3 separate regions of the Homo sapiens genome follow, and regions 2 and 3 are each linked to region 1. Evidence: chromatin loops called from intact Hi-C (ENCODE). Cell type or tissue: PC-3. All regions are shown on one strand. Region 1 overlaps LINC01483 (long intergenic non-protein coding RNA 1483). Region 2 overlaps LINC01483 (long intergenic non-protein coding RNA 1483). Region 3 overlaps KCNJ16 (potassium inwardly rectifying channel subfamily J member 16).

Region 1 (5,000 bases):
TGATCCTCTGTAAGAATAGTCCATAAACTCTGGAGCAAATGAATGATACACTACATTTTAAAGAGAGTTTGGTTTATACACATATTTTATGGACCACGTCTAATATTTAACTAGGTGAGAGCCTGAATATTGTACATTACCTGTGTCAACAAATAACTGCAAAGAGTCTGCAATGAATATCTTAATTGGGTAAAGACTCAAGTGCCTGGAGCATAACCAACACCATGCTAAAAGAAGTGAAGTCTCAGGCTGGGTGCGGTGGCTCACACCTGTAATCCCAGCACTTTGGGAGGCCAAGACAGGCGGATCATGAGATCAGAAGATCGAGACCATCCTGGCTAAAACAGTGAAACCCCGTCTCTACTAAAAACACAAAAAATTAGCTGGGTGTGGTGGCACGCACCTGTAGTCCCAGCTACTTGGGAGGCTGAGGCAGGAGAATCACTTGAACCCAGGAGGCAGAGGTTGCAGTGAGCCAAGATCACACCACTGCACTCCAGCCTGGGTGACAAAGCAAGAGCAAGACTCCATCTCAAAAAAAAAAAAAAAAAAAAAAAAAAAAAAAAAAAAAAAAAAAGAAGTCTCTGCTATTGAAAATTGAAAGATAATAATGTTCTTTGAATTATTCAAATGCATCCTTACCAGTGAATTCAAAGCATTTCTATGTTGGGACCAATGTTGTTAACAATAATAATAATAATAATAGCACAATGACTATTAGTAATCACATAAACTGATCATTAAACAATTTAAATGCATTCTTATTTAACTCTCCTGACAATCTTATGAAGTTGATGCCATTACGTCCCCATTTTAAAGATGAGAAGAGGAATTAGATCATTCACTGCAAGGTAGCACAGCTGGAAACCATCAGAGGAGTTTTAAACTAAGGCCACTGGCTCCAAAGCCTAAGATCTTTGCTACTCTGCTCTACTGCCTCTTATTCTCAACTGGCCTCTGATGGGAAACCAGAAAGGCATAGTTGCCCTCTGCTAATGGGAAAACTGAGCTTAAAGGGGCAAATACTAATTCGTTCCAAATCACCACAATTTGTGGAAAGCCTGGGTTAATATGCAATTAGAAAAAGCCAGTGTCTAAAGGACAAGAATTTTCTGTATGGTTCTTACAACCTAAAAATGGTAACTAATATCTTTTTAGGACTAATTATGTGTCAGGCACTATATATTAAGTGCCTTAACCTCAAACTCTCTTAATATTCTCAACAACCTAATGAAGTAGGTCCTATTATTAAACTCATTCCACAGACAAGAAAACTGAGGCACAGGGAGAGGAAGTAACTTGCCCAAGATCACACTGCTAGCAAGTAAGGGGACTTTGTTCCAGAGTCTGTGTGCCACTGTACCCAACTCTCTTACCTTTCCACTTGTACCTTAATCACTGAGTACCAAACCTCCTGGTGAAACTTCAGGGCTTCAAAGTCCCTTATCTTCGAATGATACAGACCAAATAAATAATGCATGAGATCAGCTAATAAGAGATCATGGAAATACTGAGTAGCAGACAAAATTGAAGACAAAATTAGTAATTTTATCATGAGAATATGACCTAATCTGGAGCTACATATGGTTCAGATTGAATTCCAAATTCATGGAAATTTGACAAATTTTTCTTTTCTTTTTCTTCCTTTTTTTTCTTTCATTGTGCAGTCTATGTTGGCAAGACAAATATTACTCACTTTGTGTGTATCTGTTTGATACTATTCCCTCTCTTTTGTTCTTTCATGCCAAATTTATAATAGAACACTGCAGGTACTCAGGCAATTTTTGAAATAATTTCAAGTAGAATTCTGAAGTGAGCATGGAAAAGACCACTGTATGTACATCCTGATGAACAGGGAAGAGACCACCATATGTTCATCCTGATGCAAAAAAAAATTTACTATTTTAACAACATTGGATCATCTAAGCTGGAAACACTGGGTGGCTGAGACTATGCAATAGACTTGGCTGATGTAACAATAACAAGCCAGGTCACAACAGCTCCATGCTTTCCAACCTTCTGGGATGACTCATTTTGTCCATATGGTTATCTAACTGACCCAGCACCATTTAATGAAATGGCTACCTTTCCCCCTCTTCACTGCAGTGCTGCCTTGTCATAAATCAGGAAGCATACATGAGTTGGTCTATATCAATGCCATTCTGTATCATTAGTCATTTTGTCTATTTGTGTGCCAATATGACATTGTCTTAATTACTGTGGTTTTATAATAGGCCTTTTGAGTGTTTATTTTCTTTACTTTTATAGCTTTGTTCAAATGGCCAAGATCTCTGTTTCAACATTGAACATAAATAGTAATAGTCTTTGCCTCATTTTTGTTGTTGGGGAAAATTTTCCATATTTTACCATTAAATATGAGGGGTTTTCTTTTTGTAGATGTGCTTATCAGTTTAAACAAGCTTTCTGCTATTCATGATTTTATAAGTTTTTAAAACCATAAACAGGTGTTAAATTTTGTCACATTTTTTCTGCATTCATTAAGATGATTGCATGATTTTCTACTGTGTTGTAAATTACATTAAGTTTTTGTAAGTAAATTACTTTAAGTTTTGAATATTACTGTTAAGTAAATCACATTAAGTTTTGAATATTAATACACTCTTGGCTACATGAAATAAGCCTTGTTTAAATGGTGTATTACTCATTTTACATATTACCGAATTCACTTTTCCAATTTTTAAAAAAAATTTTGCCTCTAAGTTTATGAGTAAGATTAGTCTGTAGTATTTCTTTTTAAAATTTTCTTTTCAGGGTATGGAATCAAGTTTTGTCCCAAGCTCTCAGAAAGGAGTTAGGAAGTACTTCCTTTATTCCCCTTAGTTTCTAAAAAAAGTTTGTATAAGATTGGTCTATTTTATTCATAAATGTATGTATGAATTCACTAGTGAATCATTCCAGATCTGGGTCATTCTCATAGGAAGGTCTTATAATTACATATTTAATTCAGATTTTTAAATTTCTTCCTTTGTCAGGTTTCATAGGTTGTGATTTTTTTTTAATTTTTAAATTTTACTTTACTGGAAATTTCACTGGCATAAAGTCATTCACAATTATCCTGTTATTATTTTTAAAAGATCTGTTGCATCTGTAGTGATGTCCCTTTTCACGTTACTGATATTGGTAGCTCATGTTTTGTATTTTCCATGTGATCTTTATGGTTTTAACCTACTTTTGCCTAGGAGTGTGTCTCTGTGTGTGTGTGTGTGTGTGCGTGTGTGTGTCAGAGATAAAGAGAGAGAGAGACAGAGAGACAGAGACAGAAAGAGGGAGAGAGTAAAAGAACGGTACCCTGCTTTGGGTTTACTGAATTTATAAGTCTGCAATTTATTCCTTTTCATCAGTCCAAAAAATATTTGCATTATTTCTTTGAATACTTCACTGGTCCATTTCTACCCTTTCCTGGAAATCCAAATACAATATGTTACAATTGAATGTCTCCCATATGAATTTTCTTCTCTTTTGTTGTTGTTGTTTCTATGCTTTACCCCCTCCATTCTTCAGCTTGAATGTTTTTCTATTGGTTTGTCTTTGAGTTCACTAATCTTTTTTGTTTTGCATTGCCTAGATTGTTCTAATGGATTCCTTGTTTCAGATAATTGCATTTTTCATTTCTAGGAGGTATATTTGATGCTTATAGCTTCAAGTTGTTTATTACATTATGCATCTTTTCATTCATTTCTTTATTTTAACCATCCTTTCCTCTGTTTTACCATAGCTATAATTGTTATTTTAATATTTTTATTTACAAATTTCACTATCTGGATAAACTGAGGTTCTACTTCTCTTGCTTAATTTTTCTTTTGACTATGAGGTAAATTATCTTGTTTCTTGGTTTTTTAAATTTAAATTTTATGACAGATTTTAAAAATCTATAAATAATGACTATAATGTCATTTTTCCCCAAGGGGAATTGTTCTTTCTTTTCTTGGGAAGATAATATGAGGGGAAGGTTTTTTTATTTCATTTATTTTATTTTATTTTATTTGAGACAGGGCCTCACTCTTTCACCCAGGCTGGAGTGCAGTGGTGTGATCTTGGCTCACTGCAACCTCCGCCTCCCAGGCTCAAGCGATCCTCCCACCTCAGCCTCCTGAGTAGCTGGGACTACAGGCATGCACTACCATGCCTGGCTAGTTTTTTGTATTTTTAGTGGAGACAGGGTCTTGCCATGCTGCCCAAGCTGGTGTCAATCTCCTGAGCTCAAGCAATCTGCCTGTTTCGGCCTCCCAAAGTGCCGGGATTACAGGCATAAGCCACAGTGGCTGGCCAGGTCATTTAAATCTAATCAGTAATTGAGCTTGGTCAGAACTGGATTGTAGTTTTAGATAGATTCAGCCCACCTCTGCTATATCGCTGATCTTCTGATTGTGATCTTGGTAGATGTGTGTCTCCTCAGACCTTAAACCCTTCAATTCAATTTTTCTGAGTTTGAGCTTAACTATTTAGCCTCCAGCCCCATGTAGCTTCAATATCTGTCAAACATCTTGAGGAAGAGATGAGCCATGGTTTAAAACAGGACCTTTTATCCTAAGTACCAAGAAATTGAGCAAAATTTTACTCTCCCTTTCAGCCCCATCCTTTTTGACTGTGGCTTTACCAGGGTTTTGATGAAAAGTCTAATGAGTCTCTACTTCTTCAGTAATATAATGTGTATCTTTTGGATCCTTTAAATTAAGCCCTTTAACCTTCCACCCAAACAGGTTCATAACCTTGCAAATCTGTTGTATTTATAGAAGGATTTTGTCACCTAAGCACCCTGAACAGATAAACACCCCACTTCCTATACTGCCTCAGCACTCAGCAAATGTCCTTTGGGGTCATGTGTCTGCGCTCTTTCAGATCTCTATCTACCATTCGGAAGTTTTCAGAAGCATTATTCGTCTTGGTTTTCTGCAGTGGAATTCCTCCACCTGTGCCAAGCCTGAGCCTCAGCTTTTGCCCAAACTTGCAAATGCCCTCACAGAAGAAACAACTATTGA
Region 2 (5,000 bases), 180 kb before region 1:
AATTAAAGCAGGGATCATCAAACTTTTTCTGTAAAGGGCAAGATAGAAAATATTTTAGGGCTTGCGGGCCACGTCGTCTCTATTTCAATTACTCAGCTCTGCTGTCATGCACAAAACAGCCATAGAATACAGGTAAACTGTGCTCAAAGAAAATTTATTTATAGACACTGAAATTTGGATTTCATATAATTCTCACATCTTACTAGATACTATTCTTATGTTTTTTCCAACCATTAAAGACTGTAAAAACCATTCTTAGCTTATGGTTCCCAAACAGGTGGCAGGCTGGATTTGGGCCTCTGGCTCCAGTTTGCTGACCTATAGCTTAAAGCATAAATCCCCCAACCACCAAATCCTTTACAACGTTCTCCCCAAACAAGTTATGCACTTGCATATCACCTGCAGCTGTGTGCTTATGTCTGCCTTTCGCTTTGCCTAGAATGTCATCTCCATTGCCACCTTCCTGAAATTATTTTTATTACCTATGTTGACTTAGAGATGAGCTTTGTCTCCACCACCTGGGACAGAGGGTGCCAGGCCTGAATAGATCTTTTCTGATCACCAAATCTCCCCTTAATAAAAGTAGAGAAGTGCTTTAGTGTATTCTTCTATAAAACAAAGAAACAAAATCTTTAAAATGTAAATACCAGATTAAAGCAGGATTTTTGGTATGATTTAGTGTGAATCAAAGTATATCCAATTTGACCAGTGAAAACCACTTAGATCTCTTTTGATAGCATAGGGACTGAAGATTGCAGGAGGGTGTTGGATGACTGAGTTTGTAAGAAAGATTATCAGGCAGGACAATGGGAAAACAGGTACAGAAAGGGGAAGTTGGGCATATAAGCAAGCAACAATACATCAGGGCTTTGCATGGGGTAGACCTTGTTTATTTTCAGTTGGAGTGAGACAAATAGAGAAAGTGGTTATGCAACTGAACAACAAAACATGTCAATTTCTCATGATTTATTACTTTTTACAAAATAATTTACTACAGTAAAATTACAGTAAATTACTGTTTATAAAGAGTAATTATCTCCTTATAAAGAGATAATAAAATTGGTCAATTACATTTCATTATAGTGTTTGTTAAAATTTATGATGTTTCAATAAATGAATTCTAAAATATCTTTTTACAAAAGCCATTTTGTGAAGTGGGTTGCTAGTCTTGAACTCAATAACCCATACCTCTGAAGAGCCCAATGATATGGAACATGAGGTGATACTGATAATAATGCTTTATTGTGGTATACATATATATGTATTACTTACTGAATTGCTGTATGTTTTATACACATGTATATACCTTACTTAAAATAAATATCTTTGGGAAAACTAACCTTATGAACTCTCATCTATAAAGTAATAAAATAATATTAATAGTTAATTACCAATAACTAAATGAATATTCCCTTTTTTTTTTTTTTGAGATGGAGTCTCGCTCTGTCGCCCAGGCTGGAGTGCAGTGGCGCAATCTCAGCTCACTGCAAGCTCCGCCTCCCGGGTTCATGCCATTCTCCTGCCTCAGCCTCCCAAGTAGCTGGGACTACAGGCGCCTACCACCATGCCCAGCTAATTTTTTTTTTTTTTTTTTTTTTTTTTTTTTAGTAGAGATGGGGTTTCACCGTGTTAGCCAGGGTGGTCTCGATCTCCTGACCTGGTGATCCGCCCACCTTGGCCTCCCAAAGTGCTGGGATTACAGGCGTGAGCCACTGCGCCCGGCCCTAAGTAATTGTTTCTTATGTGACAGGTACTGTCTAAATACTTCACATTCAAGATCTTTTTCCTTGCTTAAATATTAATCATAGAACATTCCAAACATACAAAAGAAAACAGACCACTATTGTGATCTGGCTAGTACTCAACCCCCGGCTTCAACAACTAACAATTCATGGCCAAATTCATTTTATCTCTGCACTGATACCCTCCTCCCATGTTATTTTGAAAGCAATCCTAGACATCATATTATGTCATCCGTAATATTTCTGCTTGCATCTCTAAAAGACAAGGTCTCAAAAATATAAAACCACAGTGCCATTATCTCACTTAAAAATAATTAGCAGTAGTTTCTTAGTATCATCAAATATCTAGTCAGTGACTATTTGTATTTTAAATTTTTACAAATTCTTTGAATTCGGATCCAAATAATTTCCATGTTACAATAGGTTGATATTTGAAGTCTTTCAAATAACTTTTAATTTATAGGCTCCCTCTCTTGCTCTCTCTCTCTGCTTCTTTCTCTCTCTCTTTGCAATTTATTCATTTAATAAACTGGGCTATTCTGTCTGTAGTCTGGATTTTGCAGATAGTATTTCACACGGCTCTGTCCTCTGAGCTTCCTATAAATCGATAGTTATGTGTAAAGACTTCATCAAATAAATCTGAAAATTAATTGGTGGTATGGTTGTGGGCAGGGGGAGGCTTGTGGGTAGCTTTAGTTTCTTCTGGAGGGAGACTTATTTTCTTTTTATGATGTTTGTAGATGCTGTTGTTAGCAACCTACATCCTAGGTGAATTCATTGGGGTTTGAAAAATTCTTATAGTCTAATTCTAACATTTTTTTTCATGCATTAGCTAGGAACTTCTATAAAGAGAAATGCCTCATTTACAACTCTTCTTCCAAATGGTACAGTTTCTATAGGAAAATAATAAATGCTGAATTTTTTTCTATGTATTTTTTAGTTTTCAAAATAATGAGGTAGTAAGCATCATCCAACTATGATCAATTAGTGTGATTATTTATTTTGGGGAGATTATTGTGATCTCATATATTATACATACATATAAAAATGCAGGCATGCATACATGAAATACATCCTTGGGATGTGCCAATCCATTGCAGTTATTCTCCTTATTGGTGTTCAAATTATCCCCCACTTTGACCAGCGGGAGCTGATTCGGGTGGCTCCTGAGTGCTTTTACAAGACATCTATTGTCTTCTAGAGGGTTCTTTTCATATGGTAGAATTCCAGTCTAATTTGTACATTTCCTGTTCTATATCTGTACACAACCATTTCTACAAGAAGCCCTGGTTCGTTTCAGTGGGAAAAAGTATTTGGACGCTACAGTCTAGTCTGTAGGGGTCATCATTGCTACTGGGTTGGCTTTCTTAGTCGGCAGTACTAAGAAATATATAGATATGTTTTAAAGATAAAAAATCATGAGTTTGTATCGATCTTCCAATTAAAATTCACAACTACTTGAGGTTTTCACTTAACCTATTTTGATATCACGTCTTTATCTTCTTTCTCCAATTCAGTAATCCTGTTCTCAATAATATAGGGGATTATAGAATTAGAGTATCACATAAATATTCATCTCTTTGTTCCTATAATGTACACACAACAGTCTGGAAATAACAACATCAATGCTAATACCAACAATATAATTATAGAAAAGAGTATACAACTTTATTTTTTGGAAGTTGTCTTTGTCCTCAGCATATTACAGCGTTAGAGTACACCCTTCCAGAATGTGCAGACAAATTGTTGTGTTTTAGAGTCACATAGTTTAGTTTCTCTGCATGTGACTATGCCACCAACTATATTTGTACCTGTTATATATTTAAGACTATTTATTTATTTTTAAATTTCTTGACATTGCATTACAAATAACTGTATTTTATAATTATGTAAAACATTTACATGGTTTCAAAGGCAAATATCTAGAATGAGGTAGATTCATACAAAGCTAATTTCTTCTCTTGGTCTGTCCACTCCATTCTTTTTTTTCCTGTCATATATGCAGATTTTTTAAAAAATTAAGATTTATTATTTTATTGTTTGTTTTAAGCTATAAGCAGATAGTTTAATGTATTCCTATATCAACCTGTCTTATATGAGTGGTGATACACCAAAACAACTTTTCTTCATCTTGTTCTTTTTACTTCATACACATCAAAATCATGCCTTGGTATTATATAGAGGGACTCCCTGTGCGTTTGTGGAACTGCACAGTTTACATGTGTGAATGTGCTGTAGATTATTCAGTCAGACTCCTAGAGGACAGTTGGGTTGTTTCCTGTGTTTTGCTACTTGAAAGTCTTGCAGTGTACAATCTGGTGCATGTACCCCTTGTGTATTGTGTAAGTGTGGCTTTGTGGATAGCTTCCTAGAAGTGGGATTGCTGAGTGAAACAGTAGATGCATATATCATATTGGCATATGTTGCAAAATTATCCTCTGTTTTCTATTCTCACCAACAACATTGAGACTGTTTCCTCACGACTTCTACACAGAGTGTTTTCAAACTTTTGGCTTTTGACAAATAAATAATTGAGAAGAGGTAGCTCAATGTAGCTTTGATTTCTTTTGTGTAGGTTTGTATTTCTGTTATGGTAGTCAAGAGTAACTTGCATTTCTCTTTCTGTGAACTTTCTTTTCGTTAATCTAGCCCATTTTTTTTTTATTGGATTGCTAGTGTTTTGAATTTCCCTATGTTTAGAAGTGTTTCATGTTAAAATTTTATGATTAAAAATTTAAAATATTTTAATATTTTGTCATTTGTCTTTTAGTTTAATTCTGGTAATCTTCTGCTGTGTAAAAGTTTTAATTTTTGTTTTATCAAATTTATCTTTCCAATTTCTTATGTCTTTAAGACTTCAGTCATAGAAAAGCTTCTCTTACTTTCAGGTTGTAAAGGAATTCACTTCTAGTACCACAGATTTAAATTTTTACATTTAAATAGCTTATCCATCTGGAATTTGTCCTGGAGTATGATATGAGAAAAGGATCCAGTGCTATTTTGTTCAAATGGTTACCCAGTTAGCTCAACACAACTTATTAAATAGTCCATCTTTAACTCAATGATATGATATGCTGCTTTTACAGCATATTAAATTTGTACCTTTAATTGGGTATATTTCTGGATTTTCTAATAACTCCCATTAGTTTGTGACAATTTTTGTATTGTTAGTATACTGTTTTAATTCTAGAGAATTCATAGTACGCCTTGATATTGGCAGGGCTCTCTTCTCTCACTACTACATATTCATCTTTATTC
Region 3 (5,000 bases), 230 kb after region 1:
ATTCCTGATGAAAATAACAAACAACATTTGTGGTAGTACTTTGGAAGTTAAGCCTTTTACATCAATTGTCACATTTTATTATTTATTTATTTATTTCAAGACAGAGTCTCACTCTGTCACCCAGGCTGGAGTGCAATGGTGCAATCTCAGCTCACTGCAAGCTCCACCTCCCGGGTTCAAGATATTCTCCTGCCTCAGCCCCCCGAGTAGCTGGGATTACAGGCACCTGCCACCACACCTAGCTACTTTTTTTTTTTTTTGTATTTTTAGTAGAGACAGGGTTTCTCCATGTTGGTCAGGCTGGTTTTGAACTCCCAACCTCAGGTGATCCGCCTGCTTCGGCCTCCCAAAGAGCTGGGATTATAGACATTATCTTTAAAACAACTCTGTGAGAGTAGTGAGAGGAAGTGGTAGTAGAATTCTTATTATGGCAATAGGAATACTAAGACTCAGGTAAATTAAGTGATGTTAGTGTAAGACAGATAGGGAAACTCAAATTCCAGGGTTTCAATTCTGGCCTCTGTTTTTCTTTCATTTACCATCCAACCACTACAGTGTCCTCTTTCCTCTTTTACTTCTGTCATAGAAAAATCTTAAGGAGGCCAGGCGCGGTAGCTCACACCTATAATCCCAGCACTTTGGGAGGCCAAGGTGGGCGGATCATTTGAGGTCAAGAATTCGAGATCAGCCTGGCCAACATGGTGAAACCCGTTCTCTACTAAAAATACAAAAATAAAATTAGCCGGTTGTGGTGGCAGGCGCCTGTAATTCCAGCTATTCGGGAGGTTGAGACAGGAGAATCGCTTGAACCCGGGAGGCAGAGGTTGTGGTGGGCCGAGATTGCACCACTGCACTCCAGCCTGGATGACAGACTGAGACTCTGTCTCAAAATAAATAAATAAATAAATAATAAAATGTGACGATGTAAAAGGCTTAAGTTCCAAAGTGCTACCACAAATGTTGTTTGTTATTTTCATGAGGAATCAAATCAGAAAAGTACCAACAATGAATAAAACAAGAATAAGAAAAATATGCCAGTGTATGATCTGATCTTTAGTTTAGAAGTTGCAATTACGTAAAAGGAAATGTCAAACGCTAGAACAGGTGAATCGCTTGAACCTGGGAGGTGGAGTTTGCAGTGAAGCCGAGATAGCGCCACGCCACTGCACTGCAGCCTGGGCGACAGAGCAAGACTCTGTCTCAAAAAAAAAAAAAAAAAAAAGTAAAAGAAAAAGAAAAAAGTTTGAAAACCAGTAGTCTAGGCCAAGGCACCTCACCACCACAAAACTGTTTTCTTTTCAAATTGGATCAACGATAGCTGTGATACAGAGCTTTTAGGGCAGCGGTTTCCAACCCTTTTGGCACCAGATACTGGTTTTGTAGAAGACGATTTTTTTCACGGATGGAGGAGAGAGGGGATATGAAACTGTTCCATCTCAGATCATCAGGCATTAGTTAGATTCTCATAAGGAGCGCACAACCTAGATCCCTCGGATGTGCAGTTCACAATAGGATTCGTGCTTCTATGAGACTCTAATGCTGCCGCTGATCCAGCAGGCGGAGGAGCTCAGATGGTAATGCTGGATGTCTGCTGTTGCTGTTCACCGCCTGCTGTGCGGCCCGGTTCCTAACAGGCCATGGACTGGTCCCGGTCCCTGGCCTGGGGGTTGAGGACCCCTGTCTTAGGGATATTGGGGCAATGAAATTGAAACAACCAACTCATAACAGGCACTTTAGAAATGGTAACATTCCCAGGGGATTAAAGCTTGTCACCAGGGTTAATTCCAAATTATTCATTAAATTTTGTCCTCTATGGAAAGAAAAGTTACCTCTTTTGGGTAACTTATGGTACACTTTGGCTATATTCAAAATGGTTAGTGGCTGCCATTGAAAAGAAATCAAATAAGGCCAAGTGATTTTTTTTTTTCTAACTAGGAAACTTAGGAAAAAAATTAAGGAGGTGGCATGACCTGTTTATTTATGTGATTCTGACCATTATACCACAATAGTTTTGCCTAGTGGCCGATTTTAGTCCTATGGCTTGAATGACTTAAAATATGTAGATCTAATATGGCTTGGTAATATAAAAGTCCTCAGTTTAAAAAGTCAATTCAATTTAAAATTGAATTTAAAATTGACTTTTAAAAAGTCAAATTCGATTTTAAAACTTAATGAGAAAAGGTTTTTAGTCTCGTTTCCACCAGAACGTGTGAAAGTTTTCTTTCTTTTGCTTTTCTCATTTTGTAACCGGCTACTTTGGTCCTACGTTGCTGTATGTAACACAGGAATACAAACAGGCAAATCAAGCCAATTTCTTCTTCTGATCCCTATATGTCCTCTTCCTGAACCTATAAATGGTTTCAATTCATACAGTAGTTGTTACGTATCAACTCTGTGCCAGGTACCATGCCGTATGCTTGGGGCCACGCTATCCTCATTTATTTCACTCTTTTTCTGAGGACTGTTCTACAGCAGGAATTTTGGGGTCTAAGCCACTTCAGTTGGCCCCGTAAGTTTTTATTTTTAAATTAATTTAAGAGTCTTGCATAATTTGCATATGAGTTTTAATTACTAGAAAAGAGGGAATAAGTATGTTTACTTTTATTTAACTCTCAGCATTTCCAGATTCCTGAAGTTGAAAAACATCACCCAAAACCATTTAAAATTTTTGTTTGTTTGTTTGTATGTTTTAATAGTTCCCAAAGGTGGAATCTGTGACTTGAGGGAGGCAGTGAAAAAAACATAATGCCTGCAGTTACTGAAGCATAAAACTACAGGGTTTCCATAGTTGCTGTAGTCTATAACCCGAGGGCACTCTATTAAATAATCTTAACTTGCTGGGAAGGAGGGAAAACATTTAGCTATAAACTAGACTTACAACCGCAAGTGACATTTTTTCAAAAGGTTACCACATCTCTGTTTATCAAATTTATATGTACATAAAAAGATTAAAAGTTAGTTACTCCAGTATTTACAGAGAACACACACCTCTGACTAACTCTGTTTAGAATCTCTAATTATATCACACTCAAGATAAAGGCCGATCCTGCTAACACTTTGTAACCGTGGTAATAACTGCTTCCACCACTGCAGGTCTAAGTTTAAATTATGCACTGCTGCTTTGAAAGAGGGGATCTCGACAGGGAAACTGGTGTAGTCCACTTCCATCCAGCCTCAACTGTCTCACTGCACCTCAAGGACACTGTTAAATCATTTGCCCAAGCATTAATTTTTTTAGCCTCCACCCCAGATTTAATCACTTACTTATCTTCCTGCCAAAGTAATTGTGCTGGTAAAACAGGGCAACTGGAATCTAGGCAGAACTGGCTGTTTCTGCTTCTGTCCAAAGGGACAGGGATGGAAAGGCTGATGGTGGTGATTTTGTGATTGAATGGGGGTAATTGTTCTGGGTTTTTTGTTTTTCCCTTTAAAGAAAATTCTACAGGCTTGAAAACTCTAAGATAAGGAGAAAAGCTGACCTAAAAACACTGTCATCTCACAAACCTTTAGCTAGTAGAAAACAGATCACCTTTGTTACATTTTGGCTGGATAACATTGCACACATTATTTGGGTAATTGAGGTCAATGGAAACACTTGGACTTTATTTTCCCAGGTACTTTTCTTTTCTAGCCTGAATTATGAGCCTCATTCTGGCACAGAGTCCTACTTACAGAATGTGTTGCCAATTCATTGGGTGCATTTAGTAAGTTCATACGATAGACATTGAAAAACCCAAGAGTATCATTTTGGATGATCAGGCTCTATAGTTTCTCTTCAGTAATTTTTGATTTATCTACCCGGGTTAGCAGGGATATATGAAATAGTGCACAATACCGCTAACCCACTCACAATACCGCTAACCCACTCACAATACGGCTAACCCACTCACAATACCGCTAACCCACTCACAATATGGCTAACCCACTCACAATACCGCTAACCCACTCACAATACCGCTAACCCACTCACAATACCGCTAACCCACTTAGATCACCTGAAAAAGTGTCAACCATTTTGTTTAGCTCAGTTGCCAGCAATGTAACAAAAACATTGTCCAGAAGTATTCTTTAGGACATTTGTGGCTATGAAACAAAGATTCAAAATCCTTAGCCTAACCGGTGAATGTTTTCCCAGTTTTGACTCAGCTTGATCTTTTGGCCTTCTCTGCCTCCACTTCTCTTATATGACTCCAGCCTTCCCACTTTACAAAAATGCCTTGTTTCTTTCTCCCATCTGGAGAATGTTAAGTTCTCCCCTACTTGACTTTCATCCATCTAAGCATATCTTTCAAAGTGATAGCCCAATCTACCCTTTACACAACACCTTTTCAGAAGAATTACACCAATCATGAGTAGGTCCTCCTCAGAACTCACTCATGCTGTCTACTTCCTCTCCTACTCATTTGACCATCATCTGTCACCATTTCCCACTCATTTGACTGTTAACTAAAATAAAATTGAAGTCAAAACACAACTTAAGTGATAAGATAATTTCCTGTTTGTTATATCTTGCCTTCTAAATAGCTTACTAACTTCCTGTGGACTACAATCACGTCTTATACATCATAAATTTGCTAACAACCAGCTACCCTCCTCCAACACAGTGCAGGAGAGGCCTATGGAATAGTACGCATTTACAGGGGTCAAAGAATCAAAATTTAGGCTTAGGAATGATAAATAATGGGATTTTCTCCTTAATAGGATTTGCTGCAAACAAGTAAACATGCAGTATTTGTTTGGGGTGCTCCTTCCACTCAGCACCCCACCTTATCCCCCAGTACACATACACACACACACACACACCACTCCTCTGATGTTTCCATGGCATCTATTCTACTGGTTGCAGAATATAGTTTTCTGCTGTTTTCCCAGATAAGCCTTTAGTTTCTTGCTATTACCTAGGTAGGGCTTCATTAGACACTTAAGGGCTGCTTTGCTTGAACTGAATACATACCCTTGAATCATCCTGATGTACTTTATCAAGAGTCACCTCTCCCTTA

The links. Peaks named below come from ENCODE experiments on the same cell type or tissue, not always from the same donor. Only the 100,000 strongest peaks of a DNase experiment are listed, where the experiment ranks them.
Region 2: it touches region 1 in a loop (3-fold over the local background); 1 of 110 quality-filtered maps calls a loop at or near these places.
Region 3: a loop joins it to region 1, with 13 times the contacts of the local background. A loop is called at or near these places in 1 of 110 quality-filtered maps.

The regions. Positions count from the first base shown.
Region 1 is chr17:69,855,554-69,860,553 of GRCh38, forward strand. The region is part of intron 4 of LINC01483 (long intergenic non-protein coding RNA 1483); the gene reads left to right. Among named protein-coding and RNA genes, the nearest start is that of LINC01497, 100 kb to the right of the region's middle. In PC-3, no CTCF peak of the experiment used is centred here; a DNase peak (open chromatin) is centred at 2,078; H3K27ac peaks cover 820 bases.
Region 2 is chr17:69,674,309-69,679,308 of GRCh38, forward strand. All of the region lies in intron 3 of LINC01483 (long intergenic non-protein coding RNA 1483), which reads left to right. Among named protein-coding and RNA genes, the nearest start is that of LINC01483, 83 kb to the left of the region's middle. In PC-3, a CTCF peak has its summit at 3,074; no DNase peak of the experiment used is centred here.
Region 3 is chr17:70,086,820-70,091,819 of GRCh38, forward strand. The region is part of intron 1 of KCNJ16 (potassium inwardly rectifying channel subfamily J member 16); the gene reads left to right. Among named protein-coding and RNA genes, the nearest start is that of KCNJ16, 14 kb to the left of the region's middle. In PC-3, no CTCF peak of the experiment used is centred here; no DNase peak of the experiment used is centred here.